2 separate regions of the Mus musculus genome follow, and region 2 is linked to region 1. The links are chromatin loops, found by intact Hi-C in ENCODE. Cell type or tissue: heart. All regions are shown on one strand.

The links. Peaks named below come from ENCODE experiments on the same cell type or tissue, not always from the same donor. Only the 100,000 strongest peaks of a DNase experiment are listed, where the experiment ranks them.
Region 2: a loop joins it to region 1, with 8 times the contacts of the local background. A loop is called at or near these places in 28 of 42 quality-filtered maps.

What each region holds. Positions count from the first base shown.
Region 1 is chr9:68,010,386-68,018,385 of GRCm38, forward strand. It overlaps Gm20745 (predicted gene, 20745), which reads right to left. Exons shown (of 3, transcript NR_045745.1): 3 at 7,579-8,000. Among named protein-coding and RNA genes, the nearest start is that of Gm20745, 11 kb to the right of the region's middle. In heart, CTCF peaks have their summits at 4,874 (motif pointing right) and 6,316; DNase peaks (open chromatin) are centred at 4,776 and 6,386; H3K27me3 peaks cover 965 bases.
Region 2 is chr9:68,721,386-68,729,385 of GRCm38, forward strand. The region is part of intron 1 of Rora (RAR-related orphan receptor alpha); the gene reads left to right. Among named protein-coding and RNA genes, the nearest start is that of 9530091C08Rik, 40 kb to the right of the region's middle. In heart, no CTCF peak of the experiment used is centred here; DNase peaks (open chromatin) are centred at 3,696, 5,976 and 6,276.

The sequences.
Region 1 (8,000 bases):
CCAGATTTTTCTTTCCTTTCTCTATCTTGCAGATGTGTGGCCCCAGGACCTGTCGGTAATAACATTTTCCTTCTATCTCCATCTCCCTAATTCTTAATGGGATGCCACTCATCTTAAGCCCTAATTAAAGAATCCCCTGATCCTTTTCCAATCTGCTTCCTTGCCTTACCTTGGCCCCTGAAGGGGAAGGACTCAGAGCTGACCGCTGACAAGCCTGGGCTGTGGTGGGTTGGGGTAGGCAGAATGCTGTTACTGCTTGGCTGTGCAGGATGTGGCAGTTGGTTTGTCACTGGGATTAGAGAAGCATCACTGTTATCCCACCAGGTGAGTGCCCCATGGAGCCTGCTCTGGGCAGACAGACCTGGGTAGGGGGGGGGGTCTCAGGCCTGTCCTTGCCTCTCATCTCACAGTACACAGTCTTGCTGAGACTGGCAGGCTCTGAAAACTCTCATTGCCCCTCTGGGCATCCACTCATCTGATCCATGACTAAAATGTCCATGTTGTGTTGATCTTAGAGATTTGTGTCTTGGTGTCCCAGTTAGGGCTAGCATTGCTGTAATGAAACACCATGACCAAAGCAACCCGGGGAGGAAAGGGTTTATCTGGCTTAAGTGTCCACATCACTGCTCATTATTGAAGGAAGTCAGGGCAGGAACTCAAATAGGGCAGGGACCTGGAGGCAGGAACTGATGCAGAGGCCGTGGAGGGGTGCTTGCTGGCTTGCTCCTCATGGCTTGCTCCCCATGGCTTGCTCCCCATGGCTTGCTCCCCATGACTTGCTCCTCATGACTTGCTCCCCATGGCTTGCTCCCCATGACTTGCTCCTCATGACTTGCTCCTCATGGCTTGCTCCCCATGGCTTGCTCAATTGAGGCTCCTTTCTCTCCAGTGACTCAAGCTTGTGTCAAATTGACATGAAACTAACCTGCACTTTTGGTAAATCTTTTCAGTGATCAAATCTGCAGCCAGAAGTGCCTGGTCACGGTTCACCTGGGACAGTTGGTAAAGGGAGATGGTCATAAGCAGGATCCTCAGATGTAATTTTGATAGTTCTTGGAAGCTGGGAGATAACTTTCTCTTTATTTAGGCTTCTTGCAGCAAAATTATACACTGGTTCACATATTCCCTATTGATATGTGCATAATTATGAATCACACACTTGAACTGCACACTTTACAGTTAAACTATGAGGGACAGTCTTATTAATGCAGAAAGAGAAATGGACAGGTGTGCTGATGGACTCAGTTGCCTTTTATAAATGCTGAGTTGGTTTCTTGAGCTAAAGTAATCGTGTGTTTCTTGAAAATTATCCTCACCGACAGTTTATAAATGCTAACTAAATTCTCTCTTCGACCCAACACCAGGCCTTGGCACTGAAGGCATTTAATCTTAGGAAAAGGTGAAGTGTGGGATTAATTAATCATTTGAAGTTATTTTTACATTATTTACTGTGTCTTGGTAAGTGCCAATGCATTGCTGAGGAGGACCCAAAGCAGTCTGTTTCTTTCTTTTTCTTTCTTTCTTTTTTTTTTTTGTTTTTTTTTTTTTGTTTTTTTTTTTTTGTTTTCGAGACAGGGTTTCTCTGTATAGCTCTGGCTGTCCCGGAACTCACTCTGTAGACCAGGCTGGCCTCGAACTCAGAGATCTACCTGCCTCTGCCTCCCAAGTGCTGGGATTAAAGGCGTGCGCCACCACTGCCTGGCAGTTTGTTTCTTGTAAAGACTTACTTATCTCATGTGTATGAGTGTTGTGTCTGCATGTGCGTCTGTGCACCACTTGTGGACCTGATGCTGCAGAGTCCAGAAGAAGATACTGGATCCCCTGGGACTGCAGCTGCAGATTGTTGTGAGCTGCCGCGTGGGTGTTGAGAACTGAACCTGGGTCCTCTGCCTGAGTAGCTAGTGCTCTTAATCACTGAGCCATCTCGCCACCACCACCTCCCCTTCCTGAAGTCATCCTTTTTTTTTCTTCTTCTTCTAAGAAACCATCTATTTGGATGGTCTTTCCTTCCATCTTAGCTCCGAACTTTGTCTCTGTAACTCCTTCCATGGGTATTTTGTTCACCATTCTAAGAAGGAGCGAAGTATCCACACTTTGGTCTTCCTTCTTCTTGTGTCTCATGTGTTTTGCAAATTGTATCTTGGATATTCTAAGTTTCTGGGCTAATATCCACTTATCAGTGAGTGCATACCATGTGTGTTCTTTTGGGACTGGGCTACCTCACTCAGGATGATACCCTCCAGATCCATCCATTTGCCTAAGAATTTCATGAATTCATTGTTTTTAATAGCTGAGTAGTACTCTATTGTGTAAATGTACCACATTTTCTGTATCCATTCCTCTTTGAGGGGCATCTGGGTTCTTTCCAGGACTGCCCCACCCGGGGATCCATCCCATATACAACCACCAAACCCAGACACTATTGCATATGCCAGAAAGACATTGATGACACGACCCTGATATAGCTTTCTCTTGTGAGGCTATGCCAGTGCCTGGCAAATACAGAAGTGGATGCTCATAGTCATCTATTGGATGGGACACAGGGCCCCCAATGGAGGAGCTAGACAAAGTACCCAAGGAGCTGAAGGGGTCTGCAATCCTATAGGTGGAACAACAATATGAACTAATCAGTACCCCCAGAGCTTGTGTTTCTAGCTGCATATGTAGCAGAAGATGGCGTAGTTGGCCATCATTGGGAAGAGAGGCCCCTTGGTCTTGCAAACTTTATATACCCCAGTACAGGGGAATGCCAGAGCTAAGAAGTCGGAGTGAGTGGGTAGGGGAGCAGGGCGGGGGGGGGGTGGGGGGGAGAGGGTATAGAGGAATTTCGGGATAGCATTTGAAATGTAAATGAAGAAAGTATCTAATAAAAAAAATTAAAAAAAAAGAAACCATCTATTTATCTATCTTTATTTTCCAGTCTGTGCGTCAAACGTGCTTTAAGTAGAACTGTGCTGTGTCTTCTTGGGAATGCTTGCCACTATTTTATTCACAATTTGAGTTTGATCTTCGGGATCCCATATGTAGGATTATGGGAAATGGCTCAGTGGGTGACGTGCTTGCTGCATGAGGACCTGTGCTCAAATCCCCAGACCTTGTGTAAATAGTCAGCTGTGGCACCTGGAGTCTGGAGGGGCAGAGACAAGTGGACCCTGGGGGTTCACTGGCTAGCTGATTGGAGAGATCAGGTGAGCTGCAGATCCACTGAGAGGTTCTTTCTCAAAAATGAGGTGGATGCAACAGGGGAAAATATCTATCTCTGCCCCCTACCTACACACACACACACACACACACACACACACACACACACACGTTCATGTGCACATTTGTCCAGACCCAGGTATCTTTCCCAAAGGCTGTCTTTGGGTGACCCTTTTTGCACCACATCCCTTTCCTTTTAAATATTTGCTCTAATTGGTTCTTTCAGATCAGTAATTTTATTTGTTATGACAATTTGCCTTATTTGTTCAGCATCATTGGGTGTGGGGTACTTTAGAAATGGGTTAGTCTTACCAGTATGCTCCTCACTTGGCTAGAAGGCAAGAGAGCAGCATGGAGAGTTAGAGCCCTATTTGACCAGCATACCCCAATGAATCCCAGCTGAGCCACTCTGTGGGTATCAGATTAACAGTAAAGGTAATTAGTAGTGATGATGATGATGATAATAACAATTCCTGGTTTGTCCTTAGAGTTAAATGAGACTATGTGTATACAGTGTCTATTGCAGGGTTTAACGTTCAGATGAACCAAATAGAGGGTAACTAGTCACTAGGTGCTAGTAACTAAGGGCTAGTACTCTTTGTGGTTTTTGACATTTGAACCAGCATTCTTATTAATTACATTTAAATATTGTAATTGAAGTTACTGTGTTGTATCAGTATTCAAAAGGCCAGATCAGTTACTTGCAACAGGCATGTTAAAAACAATTTATAAGAACCCTCACATGCTGCTTAAAAAAATTCCACCCCGTCCCGTGTATGCGTGTGTATTCGTTTGTGTGTGTGCCCATGCATGGTGCATGTGGAGACCAGGGGTCGATGTTGGGGCCTTCCTTTAGTTTCTGCTCCCCAGTTTTAGGGACAGGGCCTCCCAGTGAACCCAGAGCTCACAGACTCAGCTACACTGACTGACCCGCTAGATTTAGAGCGCCTTCTGCCGTAGCTGGGATTACAGTTGAGCAGCTGATGTGCCTGGCCCTTTAGTGGATGTTGAATCCAACTCAGATTCTCACCTAGCTCTTTGGCTCCAAAAATTCTGTCTTAACCTACACCTTCTACATGCAAGTGTGAGCCCGTCTTGATCACACACATCTTCTCGAGTGATTTCTGGAATCCACTGCATGTATCACAGAATGGATTTTTTTAAAAAGAGACTAATAAAAAGGGATTTTATATTTTAAAAGGACCAAGCATTCTGCAGATGAAATGAGACACTTTTAAAAAGACACTATTTGTTTTGGTTTTCAGACATCCTTTTGGAACAAGCTCTGCCTGACTTTGCTGCCCAGCCTCGGAAATTCCAGGATCTAGGAGAACCACGTGTGGAACACATCAAGGGAGAAAGGCTTCCCAGGCATCAGACTGTATTGTTTTTCTTGGAGGTTGGAAAGAGCTGCTGCTCAGAAAAATTTCCAGGGTTTCTGCAATTTGTTACGCATCCAAGGTCATTTCCTGGCCTGCATTGCCCAAAGCTCCCGAGCCTGAACCACCAGCCAACGTGGAAGTAGCCTTGTGTAGGGGCCCTACAGCCCGGGGGTGAAGTGTGGGGTCGAGGGAAGGGAAGGAGAAGAGGAAACTGGAAGGAAACCCCACACAGACTGCGTTGTTTGGTGCTTCTCTTTGCCCACTCCGGACTGTCTTTCCCTGATACTCCACTAGAGGGCAGACGCCACCAACTGTGCGTGCTCTCTGAGGAAGCTATGATACCCGGACCTACAGGATAGGTCCTGGCATCTCAGGAGGATTTGGGTAGCAGCCTGGGACGCAGGATTCCTCAGGAAGTAGCTCTCAAGACTTGCTGGAAAGAACCTGGACTGTGGCATCCCTACTTTGCAGGGACCTGAGTTCAGAACCTTGGTGTTTGTTTTTCCCAATTTATTTGTAAAAGTAGGATACAAAGTAGCACACTTCCGTGAGGCATTTTCACACATGCTCAGTTTGGATGGGATCTCCTTTGCATCCTCTCTTCCATCTCTGGTCCCCGCCCTCCCCACAGCCGCATTCCTGCCTGTACTCTTCTACCCCTAGTAATCCTCCAGCCTTTGGAACCAGCTCTCCCATTACCGTCTCTTTTCCTTTTGAAATGGTGCTTTGGGGATGAGTTATGGTAGATGCTAGGGCTTTGGGGACATTTCCTGAAGGGGAAGTGTCAACCCTGCCTAGAACATACTTTTTTTTTTATGGTAGAAAGAACGTATGTATTTGAAGGTAGAGCTTTGATCAGCTCAGAGCTGATGGTCCCTGGAACCCGGTGTTGAATTGTAACTGGCTGGCCACTGCCTTTAGGGATGGTCACACTCTACAAGGCTCTCCTCCTCCAGCCTGAAGGTGGTCGTGAGGTGTCCTGCTCCCCCTAACTCAGGCACGCTCCTTCTTCTATCTCCTGCTCTGGGTTTGAGGGCCCTGACTTTGAACAACTGCTCCATGTGAATCACATCTGTCATTGAAACAGTCACAACAGGTGCCCTGTCCCATTCCCGCTGACCCTAATGTCCCCATTGTGCTTCCGCACGTGTGAGGCCCTCTGCTTCTGGTGCCTTTGAGCACAGGCTGGGATTATGACTTCTGGCTCTCCCATTTCCCAGAAAGGATGATGAGACCCAGAGCAAGGGAGTGCAGAAGCTTAAGACTTGATCTCGGGTCATCTGATCAAGAGGCATGGCTCATGACTGTTTCCCACAGTCCTTTACTGGAGTAGGAACTTGGGTTCGACTTTAGAGAAAACCTGACCCCATGACCTTCAGGCTCCAAGGTGGGGCTCTCAGGAGACCCCACCCTTTCCTCCTGGTGCTCTTCATAAAATGGAACAGGGCTCTGGGTGGGTAGAGGGTGCCCTTTGAGGAAGGATGTGCTGGGCATACGTGAGGGAGGGTGGCTTCTAATCACACAGTTTTACAGAACAAAGCACCCAGAGATTGAAGACCAGCCCCCCTTGAATGTCTGTGTTCCATGTCTAAGTCCAGGGCTTTTCAAGTCCAATTAACACCCAGAATGGAGCCCTTTAGGTGTTGCCCATGTCTCTGATGGACTTTAGAATGTCTGGCTGGATGCCTTATTGTCTCCCCTCTTCAGCCCTGTACCAAGCCTGCTGTCCTTCTGTCAGCCACATGATGGCATAGCAACTTAAGTTTCTGGCTGACATCTCGTCTCAGGACAGGGAGGCCCTTCAGCTCTGTTCAAAGGGAGCAGAGTGGAGCAAGGGAGACTTGGCACGGGACTTGGTGTTTGTGAGAACTCTTAGTTTTGGTGTGAGGAGGTGAAGGGATGTAGGATTCTGAAGAAGTTGGAGGGGCTGTGCTGAGGATGGTTGAGGCGTCAAAATCAAATGCAGCACAAAGCCCATTAGCAGATGCCAGGCAGGCTCATCTCTCTCTATATATAACTATACAGCCATCATCTCTTCCCACCCCTAGGTGACCTTTTCTCCCTCCCTTTCTTTTAAAAATATTTACATGACAGTGTGTGTGTGTGTGTGTGTGTGTGTGTGTGTGTGTGTGTGTGTTTGGGGAGGGGTATGCACATATGGGTACCCTTGCAGGCCAGAGAAGGTGTTGGAAATGAACAACTATGAGTATCATTCATTTGTCAAATAAGGAAAGCTTTTGATGATTCTGTTTTTATAAATCCCAGTGGAACACTATTAGGAATGACAGTGACATAGACACAGTCCTCCCTGTCCAGAGGGCTAGGAAGATATGCCATCCTGGTCCCATGGTGCTGAGCCCGAGGAGAAACCCTTGCTCTGGACAAGTGAGTATAGGAGAAAGATGGAAAAGGGCATGGCCTCTGCTTCAGAAAGGTTACCTGACTGGGGCAGTGCATCCTCTGGTTCTCTTGCTGTGTGTCTTCACACACTGGAAACACTGAGGGAATCTGACCTACAGAGGCACACACAGTCTTTCCCACCTCTGGTGGATACTAAGGCACACGTGTTCTAAACTCTGGTGTGGGAATGTCCTGGGATCCTCCTGTATGCTGTCTGGGGTCTAGTGATGAAGACACAGGTCGGGTCCATGCTTGTGCTTGGAGGGAGGAACACCCTGCTCAGGTCCCGTCTAGTGGCGCTAGCATTGGCCAGGCCTTCTTGGAACTGTGCTTTATACTGGCTGTTCCCCACTTGGTTGGTAAAGGTGTGTGTAGAGGAGTTGTGTGCTTAGTTCCCCCCGCTTGGATCTTCCCAGCTTTCAGCAGCAAGGATGCCCGCCCAGCAGAAGCCCTTTAGGGCTGAGAACTGAGACCCACCAGGGATTGATGCCATCTCTACAGCCTGGTGGATCATGACCTGTAGGCAGACTGTGCCTGAGATACACACTGTATTAATATTCGCTAGAGGAACAGAACTGATTGAATGAATATCTGTGCAAAGGAGTTTAACTAGATTGCCTCACATAAAACAAACAAACAAACAAACAAACAAACAAACAAAAGCCAAATGGTCCAGTAACAGCTTTTGTATACTAGAGATGCTGAGACCCTCTGGTCCTTCCATGCATGAGGCTGGGCACCTCAGCAGTCCCAATCTCATGCTACAGGCTGCATGGATTCCTGGGGAGGTGCTAGTCTTTGGATCATGTTGGAAGGACAAAGAAATTGGGTTCTGATGTCAGCAAAGGATGGCACTCCTATCACCACCACGGCCATCATCATTACTATTCTCCTCCCCCTCCCCCTCCCCCTCCTCTTCTTCCGCAGCAGATGACGCACACACCCACTATTTAGAAGTGAAGGCAGGCAAGTAAGAAATACCGCCTTTTCCTCTAACCTCTTTGTATCCGGGCTGCC
Region 2 (8,000 bases), 710 kb after region 1:
TACTAATATACTAACATTTCTGGCTTCTTTTACCCTTTTGATTTCTGCATCCATCGCCTCCCATGAGACATAGACATGTGCACACAAATAGATAGGCACATAAACTGATAGTTAAATGAAAATATCAGGTAGAATTTCAGTAGTGTCTGGGGCATGGATGGAATTTATTAGCAATGCTGGTTTCCACTGATACTTGCAGCCATGGACCCCGATTTATTTATTCACTGACTGATCATCCAATGTCCGTGGGGTTCCTGTGTGTGAAGAGTTCCTCTGCTGAGCATAGTGTGTGACACATAAAGGGGAAGACCTCTTCTGACCCTATTAAAGGAAGCATGTATCAATTCTGTCTTCTGCCAGATTCCCCAGTGACAGGGGCTGTATTTCAGGTTTTGTAAGTAGCAAGTAGCGGGCATTAAGAAGACCTGTTGCAAACATCCTAAGGGCTGTAGACAGGAGGCCTTGGAAAATGTCTGGAGCGGCCCCTTGAGGTGTTAGCTCTTTCATTACTTCATAACTAAACTCGAGACCATAAAACCTCAGGGCGCTCAGAATGTTTTGCCATGAAAGGAGGCGTCTGGTATAGAAAGCAGGATCTAGAATCCTATTAATTCCTAAACATTGTTAATTGAAGCATCAGGGCAGGGACGTGGAGAGATGGCCGTATGGTGGTTCGCTTACTATGCAAGCGTGAGAACCAGTCAGATCCTCATCACCCAGTTTGGTACCATGTCACCCAGATGTGGCAGTGTGTACCTGTGATCTCAGTGCTAGAGATGGGCAGATCCTTAGAATTCACTGAGCTGCCATTCTGGTCAATCGGTGAGTGCCAAGTTTAGTGAGAGACCAAGTCTCAGAAACTAAGGTGGAGAGTGGAGGGATGGATGGAAGGCCCTTGCTTAGGTCAGCTCTGTTCTCTTTGCCCCCCTCTGAATTCCCCATCTTTTCCTCCAAAGGCGTGTGCTCAGTCTCTCTCCTCAGCACCATGGGTATCATCACCACATCTCTGGGGTTCTGAGCAGTAGTAACAGGGCAAGCACCAGGGTCCCACCGTATTTTTGGCTGTGGCCCTTTAGCCACCGTCTTTCCAAACACTGCATCTAGAAAATGCTGCTTTCCAAGGGAGCTTTGCATTTTTTTTTTCAGAAATACTGAGAAAAGGGAATTTACTTATGGAATCTTAAAGTTCAATAATATGATTTTTACCTTGTGGAGCACAGTTCATCGTTAAAATGATGACAATGGGGAAAGCGTGGGATGGCACATGCACTTGTACCATTGTCAGTCGTCTTCTTTCTCATCTTACATCTAACACCTGATGCTGGACACTCGGCAAGCTAGAATCTATGAACAAGAAACAGCTTTGTCAGAGTGGGCCTCTACAGGCAGGCTTGCATAGCGTTTGAATTACTGTTTGTTGTTTGAGCTAACTTTTGACAGTTCTTGGGTTAGTAATATCTGTAGGTGACATAGTGGTTCGGTGGGATATTGATGGGCATACATATACATATACATATACAATCATTTATTCTTTCCAACAACCTTTTGATAGGAACATGAATTAGCATTACAATTTTATAGACATAGCAACCTTGGTTACATAGTTGGTGATTGGAGAAGGGACTAGTGTGAATCATCTTCACCTTAGAAGCTATTTAATTGCACTATATTTTTAAAATTGTATAGTAATTTGTGTGTGTGTGTGTGTGTGTGTGTGTTTGTGTGTGTGTGTGTGTGTGTGATGTGGCTGACTGTAGAGACCAGAGATTGATGTCAGCTCTTTTCTTCATCTTGTTACCCATCTTATTTTATAAGACAGTGTCCCTCACTAATTTGGCCAGGCTTGTTAGCCAGCAAGCCCCAGGGATGCTTCTGTCTTCATCTCCCCAGCACTGGATGTGTGACCCCACACTTAGGTTTTATGTGGGTGTTGGGGACTTGAACTTAGGTCTTCTTGCTTGCATGGCAAACATTTTACTAAGGCAGTCATTTCCCTAGCTCCTTTAATTGTGCCTTAGATCATTTAAGTGCCTCCATCTTCAGGTTCTTCCAAAATGGAAATTCTCAGTAGATTCACACATCCCTTATCAAAGAAGCACTTCTCAAACACAGTAGGAAACTAAACCTTATGAAGAGTAGCTGATCCCTCTGTATGGATGGCTGCCCAAGCTGGTGGCCCGTGCTCAGTATGTGCTTTGTTGTCTCTACAGTCAGTCACATCACACACACACACACAAACACACACACACACACACACACACAGGCACATTCAGATGCAGCAGTGTCCCAAGAACACACACCACTACCTCCATCGGGCACACAGCCTAGATGAACCAATGCGAGATAGGATGGTATTTTGGAACATGATGTGAAGTTTCCTGATTGGAAATGTTCTTGAACTAAAATATCTTTCGTGACAAGCTTTTTTGTGGTTATAAAAAAAGATCAGCATCTCTCAGGTTACCCGATCTGCTAATTACTTCGAATTCAGATCAGGTATTTGTGGGTGAAATTAGCATGCAATATCCACTGGCTTTTGACAAGGGGCCCTGATGGATTGGGAGACAGGATTGCTGTAAGTGATGAGGAGGAAAGGGAGAGGAGCATTTTCAGGGTGAGGTTTTTATCTTCCAGGTTAAATGGTAGCTTAATGGTTGATGATGTTAAGCCAGAGAGATGGATGAAGAGGGAAAGTGAGCTACCTTCTTAGGAAGCGTCTTGGGGGATGGGGTGGGCGTGGGTTTCATTCAAGGAGCTATGACGTGGGCTAAGTCATCTTTTCCTCTTGTGTGGGAGGATCTGTGAGAGCTGGTTATTTTCCAATTAACAAAGGGTAAGAGATGGTTCCTGAATCAGAGGCCCTGGTTTACCTATTTATAGGTATCGAGCTGTACTCAGCTGTGTCTCTTTGTCTATTTATACATGGTACTCTACACCTGCCGTTTGGTGAGGTCCTAAGATGACTCAGGTAGAATCTGAGGAAAGCTCTTCCTGTGGTGGGCCGTGTTCTTCCCATGGCAGCCTGTTGCAGCGGTCACTGTGAACGTGTGAGTATCGAGTGTCCTTTCCCGTTCCACCCACCTTACTCTATCCCTACCTCTGTCCCCAAATGCTAGAGAATAGAGTATATCCCTTTGTTCTCCAAAGTACACAGTCTTTGGTTGACTTGAAAGCCCTCCCACATGCTCTCTTTCTTGCCACATCAGCAAACTGGGGTCAGAGAGAAGATATTTGTGAAGACCTGGGAGAGGATTGGACGGTAGCAAGTTCACAAGAATTATTTACTCAATCAAAACAGACTACCACCCACAAAGTAGTGAGCTGCATGGCCATGTGGACATAAGGTAGGTTAAAAATAACACGTGCTGCTGCTGCTGGTAGCAGTAGGGCCTGGCAAGATGCCTTGGGAGGCATCAAGCCTGGTAATTGGATTCCTAGGACCCACAGGTGGAAAAAAGATAACTGACTCTTTCCACACTCACGTTGTGGCACATGTGGGTCTCTGTCTCAGCACCCCAAATAAACATCATATAAAAAGGACAGTAACATATCTTTGCCAAGATTAGTTACCTCAGAGGAGGACTACTGCAGATTGCCCAGCCTGCTTCCAAGTCTAGCGAGTGTGGGGCGGGGCTTGCAGACATACTCTGGCCGATCTCCAGCTGACAGGACAAATCAGGAAGGAAGACATGGCTTTGCCCTCCATCTGCAGTAATGGAAAACTCCAGGCTGTCACTCTGGGCACTCTGGGGATCACATCTGTGCAGCTGGAATTGCTCATCCCACACCCTGTGGCCAAAGCTTTGGTCTCTAAGCCTCATATGCGATCATCTCCAGTTGGGAGGCTGGTCATGGCAAACTCTTGAGAAAGGCAATTTGGTAAGTTCTTAACGAGCTGGGTTTCCTTGCTCTCTAGGCCTTGAGATTTGTCTCCGAATGGGAACACGTACCCACTTCAGTTCCCGATGAGCAGCTTTGAGGCTGCTCTACATTCAATGGCTTCTATTGATCTGGTGTAAGGAAGAGATGGCGTGTTGGTTCCCTGTCCATCCCTTCCACCATGCATACATTTATTCATCCATTGATTAGTGCTGGGTGGCAGTCACTAGCCAAGCTGGGGCCAGTTACTTTCCCTATCTCTGTGACAGCATACGTGGGAAAACCAACTTAAGTAAGGAGGGGTTCTATTTGGCTCACAGTCCTCCATGACTGGGGAGTCATGGCGGCAGAAGCACAAGACATCTGTTCTTCCAGACACAGAGAGTAGTGATGGCTGCTCCTCAATCCACTATCATTTGCATTCAGTCTAGAACCCCAGGCCAGGGGATGATGCCGTCTGCATTCAGGGTGAATCTTTCTACCCTGGTTAGTCCACAGGCACCCTCAGAAGTCTGTCTTCCAGGGCATCCTAAATCCTCTCAGGTTGACAATCAGTATTACCTGTCGCTGTAGATGAGAGGCAAAGATCATCAGGTGCCTTTAAAACATGTGCATAAGTGAAGAAGATGGTGAGGCACTGGGGTTCCTATTTGTCTCCCGCCTGTTCCCAGGGCCTGTTGATATCATGTGTGTCTTGCATCTTGCTTATTGAACAACAACAACAACAAACAGTGGCCTGTTACAGGCAGGAATGAGATGCCCTGAGAGTCAGGTACATTGTGCAGCACTTCCTGACAAACATTGTTTTTAGAAATGTTAATGCTGCCGTTTGATTGTAAGGTTACTATACCACTTCGTTTACACAAATAGACACTTAAAACAAAAAGACCTTTCCTTTATAGATAAGGCACAGAGGGGTTAACATACCTCCCCAGTGTCACACAGCTCCATGAGTGCCATGTTCTGCACACAGCTATCTTGGGGCTAACATCCCTGCATGTGTCATGACTTTGTCTATATTCATGCCAGATGGGGCTAATTTTATTGCCTCGTGTTTTTTATATTTCCTTCAATTTCCATTTGGCCAAAGTACTCAGATTTGGCCATTTATTTATGTCCACAAATATGTACTGAGTTCCACATGTCAGGTGCTAACTTAATTAATAATTCTGTTACTGTTCTCATGTAACAATGTGGGATATTTTTTTTTCTTTTGGTTTTCTGGAGCTTGGAAAAGGATAAATGGTGCTCTGCCTTGGAATGCATTGATCATGCGATAGTGAGGTTGATTTAGAGGGAGCTAGAGGCCCTGACAACACCGCCCAGGCTCCTCCGTATGAACTCCCTCAGCCCTCTCACTGTTCCCCATAGAAAATAAAGAACCTTAAGCCGAGTCTTCACTGTACTGTCTTACATGCTGGAACGTTCTTTTATAAAATCAAGTCTTTGGTGCTCCAGAGATGGTGCTACGTAGGGAAAATACTTACCACCGAAGCAGGAGAACATGGGTTCCATACCAGCCAGCACACCTGGAATCCCCACACCAGGAAGCAGAGGCAGAAGGATCCTTGGGCTCATTGGCCAGATACTAACCACGGCAGAATCAGTGAGCTCCAACTCACAGAGAAAACTTTCTCCAAACAATACGGTGGAGAAGTGATCGAAAGGTTACCAGGTACTGACCTCTGGCCTCACACACATACATGTACACACACGAACATGTACACATACACACACAAGCAAATCTTTGACATGGGCTAGTTCTAAGCCACAGGCACATTCTCTTGACAAAGAGATTCAACATTATCCGTAAAATGGGCTGTGTTGAAAAGAAGGCAGATCTAATGGGCCTTCAAGGCCCAAGCCTAGGCCCCCTAGGCCAAATGATGGATTTTAGAATACCACAGCTACACATTTTCCCCCTTCCCAGACTGCATTTACCTCCCAGGATCCTGGGCTTTCAGTTCACTTTTCACTCCCATAGACTCCTGCTGGGCCGTTCTCTGGCTCCATCTCTCTAGTCCCTGGGGGGAGATAATAGAGAGGAGCCATGAGCGTCCACCGAGCTGGCTCTTCCAGGACCTATTTCTGACTCATAGACTGTAGGGGGTGCTGGCCTTGGGGTGGGAGATGGAGGCTTCTTTTTGTTTCTGCCTTTCTGCTTAGAAGGAACCCCTTGGAGAACTCACTGTTCCAAGCAGCTGTCCCAGCGTTCGACCATTTGAAAAAGACAATAAAGCAAACAGACAGAATACTCTAGAATTATCCTCAGAGTGGCAAGAACAGACATCTAAACATCTTTAGTGCATCTCCTCTGCCTGCCCCACCTGCTCGTTTTCCCTTCTATACAACCCAGTGACGAGTAAGGACGGTCCTTTGGCTTTTGAGCATCTCATGGGAGTTTTGTGTTCTCTGGCACGAGTTTCTTCCAGAACAGTCAGGAAGGAGGAGTATGACCATTTGCAGCTGGATCCACATCTGGTGCATCGTTCTGAGAGGTCCACAGTATTATTTGTCCATCAGTTCTGTTTTCCAGGATGCAGAACTTGGGACGTATACATATGCATACCAGGTCCATTCATTCCTGCTCTGGCTTCGTCCAAAGGCCAGGGAGTTGCTTTACCAGGTTTCTGGAGAAGAGAAGGCAATGCAGTTGGGAGGTGACTGAATCCAGTCTCTGGGCCCAGTGACTCTCTGCAGCTGATGTCTCCAAACTCATCCTTCTCTTTGTCAAGTTGCTGCTGGTGATGGGTGAATTAATATTATTGAATCAAGTGGTGAATTTTTCCCCTTCAGAGCTAATGATGATGCTCTCAAGCATGACATGGGAGATTTTTCCCCAGGGGTTTCCATATGAGCTGTGTCTGCTATTCAATAGCCCCAGGATTCTTCCAAAGATCTTCTCCTGACCAGGGTCAGAGTTCCTCTCTTTTTCTCTCCTTTCCTCCTCCCCTGCTTTTTTTTTTTTTTCTTTTTTCTTTTTTTTTTTTTTTTTTTTTTTTTGCTTCCCAGTTTAGAAACTTTTCATGCCTTCTCTTGAGTTGGCTTTGTCTGGTGCTAAGCTTACGCCCAAGGAAGACATATTTCTTCTGACATTGAGAAGTGAGATCTCATGCATCACTAATATGCCCAAAGAAAGACCTCTTGTCCAGACTGATCTCCCTCCCACAGTGCCAGAGGCAGGACCATTATTATGTCCATATCTCAACATGTGTTTTATGTCAGAGCTGACATAGTCAAGGCCGTTCCTATCCAGGACAACAACACACCCCTCAGAGGCACAGATACAATGGATTCTCTGGTCCCAATACTACCTTATGGTTCGTTCTCTCTCTCTCTCTCTCTCTCTCTCTCTCTCTCTCTCTCTCTCTCCCTCCCCCCCTCCCTTCCACCTCGCTCCCTCCTTCTATCCTTCTCCCTCCTTTATTTCTCTTTCTACGACAGAGTCTCATGGAGCCTAGTAGGATCTCAAACTTCTGACCTTCCTGCTTCTGTCTTCTAAATCCTAAGGTTATAAGTCTTTGCCGCCATGCGATACACCATGTTTATGTAGGACTAGAAAGCAAACTCAAAGCTTCTGATGCTAGGCAGGCACTTACAGCTCCACCAGCATCATTCTTTTTCCATTTGAAGAAACACTTCAGAGTGTAGGGCCATGAGGGAGGCTTTATTTCATGGCTACCTTTAATTTATGAGGTAAGGTTTAGTTAATTGAGGCCCGTAGATTTTGTTCTATTCTTAGAAACAAACAGGGCTTGATACATCTGAAAATGGTGGGTCACCTATTATCACCCAGAAACATTGCTTTCTGCTGCAAAGACTCTCCCCAGCCTTCTTGTTCAAAATCTTGGTTGGTATTGGGTGCTACGGCTCATGGTGTCTTAACTATTGAGTTTCCACCAGGGAAACCTGGGTCCCAGAAAATGTATGGATCTGAGAGTCAGAGGAGCTGTCTTGAAGATGAGTAACTGATGGGCGGTCTTGAGCGGGCTTGGTTCATCAGTATTGAATCAGCTTACCTGGTGAGGTGCTGCTTGTGCCAGCCTTTCCCCCATCATCTCTCTTTACATAACATAAATAGAATGCATTAAAGGGAGAATTACCAAGGACTCTAGAATGGT